Regions from separate parts of the Homo sapiens genome. Here all the other regions are linked to region 1. A link is a loop called in an ENCODE intact Hi-C map of the cell type or tissue named here. Cell type or tissue: heart right ventricle. All regions are shown on one strand. Region 1 overlaps PITPNC1 (phosphatidylinositol transfer protein cytoplasmic 1). Region 2 overlaps PITPNC1 (phosphatidylinositol transfer protein cytoplasmic 1). Region 3 overlaps PITPNC1 (phosphatidylinositol transfer protein cytoplasmic 1).

Region 1 (2,500 bases):
CAGGGCAGGCAAGGAGGGGGAGAAGGGGCAGAGAGTGACGAGCACACGCAGAAGGTCTCTAGTTTCCAGTAATATGGGAAGAAAGGTCATCTCCTGTAAAGGAAGGGGTCAGGAAAGAGGGGGCTGAAGGAGGGTAATAAAGGTCAAAGATAACCTTTATGGGAAATGGATGAGAAGCGTCAAAGGATTGCTTGAAAGTCTTGGCAGTGTGGTGATTTGGGAAATGTTGAATGAGTGGTACCATCAGCCTACATAATTGTGGCGTTTTCCCAGCTGTGCTTTGCAGCCTGCGTGTAGGAGCACAGGAAATGGTTGAATTGATTCAGGATTTGTCTTCAGGGTAGGTTCAGCAAAGTATGGAAAAATTGAGCAAGTGAAGGTCAAAATGAGCTTTGGAGTCCAGTGAAGACTCTTGGGAATTGGAGAGCTTGGTGAGGTCAAGGAGAAAGTGTCCTGGGAGTGAGAGTAAGAGAATACAGGTTGGGGTTGGAGCAAAAGTAACTAGAGCTTTCAGATTTCAGAAGTGGAATAATTCCAGGAGATTCAAGACCCCAGTGGAGCTTGAAGGGAAGTGGTTAGAGGTGGAATGGAGGTGAAGGTCGTTGGAGGAGAAGGAAAGGAAAAGGAATGAGGAGGCTGGGCCTATAGTGTTGATGGGCTGCCCATGTGGACACTGAAATCATAAAGATGTGGATATAAAGTAGGGTAAAGTGGAATCCTGGGCATGGTCCAGAGAGTTCATGAAGCCAGGGGTCAGGTGGTCTGTAAATAACAGCAGTCATCATCAATCACCAATGAGGCGTGTGGCTAGAAAGCAGGGGCCTGGAGGAGGAGGGCCCTGGAAAAGTGCCACTCATTCTACAAGTGACCACTAACCTTGGGAATTTTTTTTTGGTGGTTGGGGGGATGGATCTTGCTCTGTCGCCCAGGTTAGAGTGCAGTGGTACAACCTTGGTTCACTGCAACCTCGACCTCCTGGACTCAGGTGATCCTCCTACCTCAGTCTCCCAAGTAGCTGGAACTACAGGTGCATACCACCATGCCCAGCTAATTTTGATATTTTTTTTTTGTAGAGATGGGGTTTTGCCATGTTTCCCAGGCTGGTCTCCAACTCCTGGGCTCAAGTGATCCTCTTGCCTCACCCTCCCGTAGTGCTGGGATTACAAGCATGAGCTACCACACCAGGCCCCTGGGTCACCTCTTACACCAGAGCCAGTGGGTTCATTTGATCAATCTGAGCAGTACTCACAGGATTCAATTGTCTTCTCACACCTTTTCCCCAGGTTTCAAAGTCAGAGCCACTTGCTGACTTGAGTGATTATGGCAGGGCCCCATCTAATGGCCTTTTTGCAAAGTACAGCTGGAGCAAGCAGGCTCGCCTGTGCCCCTTTTCTCATCAAAAGCAAGGCAAAGAGGGTATAGATTAGACTAGCAGGCCCCGGCTAGGAAGTAACATCTTCAAGAGTAAGAAGTAATCATGATGGCAGCCATGTGGATATTGACTCATAATAATGGTGATGGTCAGACGGATATTGGCAGGAATATTTACATGAGCCCAGCATCTTGCCAACCTGTCTTTAGATAGCCACAGTCTCATGAAATCTTCACAGATATTAATATCCCCATTTTACAACTGACACTGAGGCTTAGTGAGAGCCAGCGGTCTGCACAGCCTCACAGCTAGCAAGTGTCAGATCTAGGACTCAATTCTAGGTTAGTTTAGCCTTGGAGCACGTGCTCTCATGTAACTAATCTGCTGTCTTTGGCTCTAAAAATGAAATAAGACTGTAGGTAGAGCCAGGCGCGGTGGCTCACACCTGTAATCCCAACACTTTGGGAGGCTGAGGCGGACGAATCATTTGAGGTCAGGAGTTTGAGACCAGCCTGGCCAACAAGGTGAAACCCTGTCTCTACTAAAAATACAAAAATTAGCTGGGCTTGGTGGTGCATGCTTGTAATCCCAGCTGCTTGGGAGGCTGAGGCAGGAGAATCACTTGAACCAGGGAGGCAGAGGCTGCAGTAAGCCAAGATCCAAGATGGTGCCACTGCTCCAACCTGGGCAACAGAACGAGACTCTGTCTCATAGATTTAAAAAAAAAAAAAAAACTGTACATGGAGTCAGCTGCTCTAAAGTCTGGTTGAAAGTTTAAATTTTCACAGTGAGGAAAGGGAAATAAGTCACTCCCATCTTAAAGAAGCATTGTCAAAGGAATATTTTTCTCCTTCCAAGTTTTACAGGGAGGCAAATATTCTGAAAGGAATTATCGTGGTAATAACATCCCTTACCTGATTTTTTTCAAAAACTTTTATTACTAGGAATTTTCTCAGATGTAATGCCATATAATGGGTGTTTATCAACTGGAATAGTGAGGGAAAATGGCTTTCCAGCCATGTGTCTAGTTTTTACACATCTTCAGACATGGATGGAAGGCAGAGCTGGGTTGCCTCAATTCTGGGTCAAGTCAGCTTCCCCTGGATTAGAAGGGGAGGCTGGTAGGCT
Region 2 (2,500 bases), 68 kb after region 1:
TTTTCTTCCACTAATAGATGTTTTATGCCCCATCTCTCATTCTGTGACCTCCATGTCTATTAGGCAAGCGTATTTGGGAAACACACTTCTCAGTTTGGTATTGGACTCATCTACTCCCAGACAGAGAAACTTGGGAAACAGCCAAAGGGCTTATCTGTGAGCACAGCCCCTAAGGTTAATTGCCACCCAAAAGATCTACAAATGTAAGCACCTAAGCAGAAGATGCCCAGAGGTAGAACAAGAAATCCCAATAGTCCCATTAGACAGTATACCCCAGCATTTCTGCTTCTTTAATAATTCTGTTACTAAAGTAGCCAGGTGTGGTGGCTCATGCCTGTAATACCAGCCCTTTGGGAGGCTGAGGCAGGTGGATCACTTGAGGTCAGGAGTTCGAGACCAGCCTGGCCAACCTGGTGAAACCCTGTCTCTGCTAAAAATACAAAAAAATTAGCCGGGTGTGGTGGCACGTGCCTATAATCCCAGCTACTCAGGAGGCTGAGGCAGGGAGAATTGCTTGAACCCAGGAGGCAGAGGTTGCAGTGAGCCAAGATCGTGCTGCTGCACTCCAGCCTGGGTGACAGAGCAAGACTCCATCTCAAAAAAAAAAAAAAAAAAAGGAAATAATAAGAATAATTCTGTTACCAAATAATTGTTAACAGCCTCGGGATGCAGATTTCAATTGTAAACCTACTTTGGCTAAACATGTTCATTTTGGTTTTTTGTTGTTGTTGCTGCTGCTGTTGTTTTGAGACGGAGTCTCACTCTGTCGCCAGGCTGGAGTACAGTGGCACAATCTCAGCTCACTGCAACCTCTGCCTCCCGGGTTCAAGTGATTATCCTGCCTCAGCCTCCCGAGTAGCTGGGACTACTGGGAGGTGCGCACGCCACCATGCCCAGCTAATTTTTGTATTTTTAGTAGAGATGGAGTTTCACCATGTTGGCAGGGATGGTCTCGATCTCTTGACCTCCTGATCTATCTGCCTCGGCCTCCCAAAGTGCTGGGATTACAGACATGACCCACCGTGCCCGGCCGGCATGTTCATTTTGTAGCAGAATCCCACTTGGTGAAGAGTCATATTTTCTCAGGGTTTCTAACATGACTCTGTCCCTCATGGGAGAAAAAAATGGGAAATGCAATGTTGAGCATTGCCCTTTGTAGCTGCTCTCATTTTCATAAGAATAAATACTACCCAAATTGTCTCTACATTCCAGATAGGCTGGTTATCTGTTTATTTTTCCACTTAAAAACTGATAAGAGTAGCTTGCCAAAATTATTTTGGAGTCACTGGAATTTAACCTTAATGCACTGAGCTTTTTGTTACTTAGATGGATTTGTCTATTGAGATTGGGGGCCAGTTAACAATAAAAAGTTTAATTCTGGAATTTAGGTCCAAGAACTAGACTGCCAGTCTCTTGAACCCTCATAACTCAGGCTCACGGTAATGGCAGACTCTGGCACAAACATGAGAGCCCTGGGTGTTTTCTTGAACAGAGAAGCATGCCACTCCTTTCCCGTGCTCCAGAACCCAGCCAGCCAGCCAGGAGCCAGAATGAAATGTGATACGTAGAAATCAAGCTCCAGGATCTCCTGTTTTCCTCCTGTGTCCTGATTATTGCACAGGAAAGCAATTGCAGCTCCCAAAGTAAATGTTTTCCAGCCTCAGCTTTGTGTCTATCTAAGGCAGTGTCTTCCTTGGTTTCCCACAGCATCCCTTTTTGTGTGTGGCTTTTTAAGGTAAAAAGACTTCCTCTTACTAGGGCCACTATCATAGTATTATTTTGTTTTGTTTTGTTTTTTTGAGATGGAGTCTCAATCTGTTGCCCAGGCTGGAGTGCAGTGACATGATCTCGGCTCACTGCAACCTCCACCTCCCAGGTTCAAGCAATTCTTGTGCCTGAGCCTCCTGAGTAGCTGAGGCACAGGTGCATGCCACCACACCAGGCTAACTTTTGTATTATTAGTAGAGACGGGGTTTCACCATGTTAGCCAGGCCAGTCTCGAACTCCTAACCTTAAGTGATTTGCCTGCCTCGGCCTCCCAAAGTACTGGGTTTACAGTCGTGAGCCACCATGCCCGGCTTCATAGTGTGTTTTCCACTCACAAAGCATATTTAATAAGGCAGAGTTGTCAGTTAAAAAGAGAATAATACAAAATAAAAATAAGGCTGGGCGTGGTTCACACCTGTAATCCCAGCACTTTGAGAGGCCGAGGCAGGCAGATCACTTGAGGTCAGGAGTAGTTCGAGACCAGCCTGGCCAACATGGTGAACTCTCATCTCTACTAAAAATACAAAAATTAGCTGGGCGTGGTGACAGGTGACTGTAGTCCCAGCTACTCCAGAGGCCGAGGCAGGAGAATCACTTGAACCCAGGAAGTAGAGGTTGCAGTGAGCCTAGGTCGCGCCACTGCACTACAGCCTGGGGGACAGAGCAAGACTCTGTCTCCAAAATAATAATAATAATAATAATAATAATAATTTAAAAGGCCATATTTATATTG
Region 3 (2,500 bases), 56 kb before region 1:
GACCAGCCTGGCCAACAAGGTGAAACCCTAGCTCTACTAAAAATACAAAAATTAACCAGGTGTGGTGGCATGCCTGTAGTCCCAGCTACTCTGGAGGCTGAGGCATGAGAATTGCTTGAACCCAGGAGGTGGAGGTTGCAGCGAGCTGAGATTGCATCACTGCATTCCAGCCTGGGTGACAGAGCAAGACTCTGTCTCAAAATAAATAACATAAAATATGGGTCTCTCTATCCATTTATTCATTTATTTTTATTTTTTTACCAAAATATATAAGCTGCTGCCCATGCTATGTTTGAAAGATGGCTCCTTATCTAGTAATAGCTGGTCAAGTTACTTGACTATGTGAATATTAGACTGTATACATAGTCTATACATATATATATACACACACATACACAGACGGAGAGACAGAAACACCTGCTGGGCATCACACACCGTTCTAGGTGCTGGGGTTGCAATAGTGAACAGAGCAAACATCCCTGCCCTGGTGGGACTTGCATTCCACTCGGGAGTGACAGTGCACAATAGCCATAATAAAGAACAGTATATTGGCCAGGTGCGGTGGCTCACCCCTATAATCCCAGCACTTTGGGAGCCCGAGGTGGGTGGATCAAGACCATCCTGGCTAACATGATGAAACGCCATCTCTAGGAAAAATACAAAAAATTAACCGGGAGTGGTGTCCCGCGCCTGTAGTCCCAGCTACTCGGGAGGCTGAGGCAGGAGAATCACTTGAACCTGGGAGGTGGAGGTCATGCCACTGCACTCCAGCCTGGGTGACAAAGTGAGACTCCATCTCAAAAACAAAAACAAAAACAAAAACAAAAACAAAACAGTATATCGTCTAGAATATATACTTTTATATAGTCTGTATACTTATGTATATTACATATTATTTATATAGGGAGACTATATATGTATATATATATATATATATATTTAGAAGGTGATAAGTGTTATGGAAAATAATAGAGCACATGGGGTGCTTCCTTCCAACCTTTCAGTCCATGCTATCCTATTCTGTCCCCATCTGAGTACTTAAGGACTTGTGAGGGACTCTCATGCTACCGGGCCCCTCTTCCCTGTGCTCCTGTAGGAACTCATAGAAACAGAATGTTTAGGCCTGGTTGGGATCTCAGAGGTTTTCCAGGAGGCTTTCCACCTGGGTTCTGCCTCACTGCTGATGGATGATGGTGTGTCCTGTGTCGCCTTGCCAGGGGCTTCTCAGCACACTGTCCACATAACCCTGATGCTGTCCAAGCTGAGCCTTCCAGGAACCTGCAGGAGGCAGGCTCCTTTTCCCAGAATCCTGACACAAACTGTCTTGTTAAGCAGGGAGGTCGGGGGTGGGGCCCGTGAGTCCAAGTTCAAGGAACTTGGTTTCTGGCCAGTCCCTGCCGGGGAGGCCCCGGCAGCCTTGCCTCCCACAGCTGATAACTCTGGTCCCGAAACTGCTCACTTCCCTACTGCCATATAAACAATTACATTAAGAGCACAAGTAAAAGACCAGCCAGAACAATCACTTAGAAGAGTAACTAAATGAATCAGAGCAGCTGGAGAAGATATTTTAAGACCCCAGAAATCACTGCACATAGAACTGGATGGGGGCAATTGATTATGAATCAAACAGATGTCAATTGCCAGTTTTAGTACAAGAAGGAAACAAAAGGTCAGTATATTCCTCCTGGACTATCTTGTGAGAAATGAGGATATGAAGGTAGCAGAGTTCTATTTAAAATGAGCTGCAGTCATTTCAGCATAATCTCAGTGCAGAACATGGCAGGTTTTAGGTACGCTGTTGAGAAGAAAATTCCAGGACTGTCTTTTCTGCTGGGAATGTTCAAGTTCTGGTAAAGGCCAGGTGCACTGGCTCATGCCTGTAATCCCAGCATTTCAGGAGGCCGAGATGGGAGGATTGCTTGAGCCCAGGAGTTTGATTCCAGTCTGGGCAACATAGTGAGACCCCATCTCTACCAGAAAATTTAAAAATTAGCTGGGTGTGGTGGTGCATGCCTTTAGTCGCAACTACCAGGGAGGCCAAGGCAGGAGGATCACTTAAGCCCAGGAAGTCAAGGCTGCAGTGAGATACGATCATGCCACTGTACTCCAGCCTGGGCAACAGAGCGAGACCCTGTCTCAAAAGAGAAAAAGAACAAAATAAAATTTCTAGTTAAGACCACCGTAATTCTGACCCCTGTTGAGAAAATGAAATTAGACTCTATTTAGACACGTTTGGCCTAATGATGTTCAAAACCTCCTGGAGCCAAAGCCCAAGTGAGCATACATTGCAATGTGAGATCAGGTACCAGGGGGAGTTTTGAATTTTGTGATCATAGGGATCGTAAAGTACCAGAAGCTTCTAATGGAGGGATGATTTAGGTTCTGCTCCAGAAGCTCTTTATGAAGTAGGTAAACACCCATAACCTGAGACCAGTTCAGATTATGCCTGCCCCTGAACCTTCTTATTAAATCAGTTGTGATTTCGGGAACCTTGGGGAAT

What was found. Hi-C counts contacts between places; a loop is a spot of excess contacts. Peaks named below come from ENCODE experiments on the same cell type or tissue, not always from the same donor. Only the 100,000 strongest peaks of a DNase experiment are listed, where the experiment ranks them.
Region 2: it touches region 1 in a loop (2.9-fold over the local background); 3 of 110 quality-filtered maps call a loop at or near these places.
Region 3: a loop joins it to region 1, with 1.9 times the contacts of the local background. A loop is called at or near these places in 5 of 110 quality-filtered maps.

Annotation. Positions count from the first base shown.
Region 1 is chr17:67,601,853-67,604,352 of GRCh38, forward strand. The region is part of intron 5 of PITPNC1 (phosphatidylinositol transfer protein cytoplasmic 1); the gene reads left to right. Among named protein-coding and RNA genes, the nearest start is that of NOL11, 110 kb to the right of the region's middle. RefSeq lists an enhancer at 1,029-1,538. In heart right ventricle, a CTCF peak has its summit at 1,350; no DNase peak of the experiment used is centred here; H3K27ac peaks cover 505 bases.
Region 2 is chr17:67,670,154-67,672,653 of GRCh38, forward strand. The region is part of intron 7 of PITPNC1 (phosphatidylinositol transfer protein cytoplasmic 1); the gene reads left to right. Among named protein-coding and RNA genes, the nearest start is that of NOL11, 47 kb to the right of the region's middle. In heart right ventricle, no CTCF peak of the experiment used is centred here; a DNase peak (open chromatin) is centred at 1,536; H3K27ac peaks cover 663 bases.
Region 3 is chr17:67,545,378-67,547,877 of GRCh38, forward strand. All of the region lies in intron 2 of PITPNC1 (phosphatidylinositol transfer protein cytoplasmic 1), which reads left to right. Among named protein-coding and RNA genes, the nearest start is that of MIR548D2, 75 kb to the left of the region's middle. In heart right ventricle, a CTCF peak has its summit at 1,308; a DNase peak (open chromatin) is centred at 1,324; H3K27ac peaks cover 2,014 bases.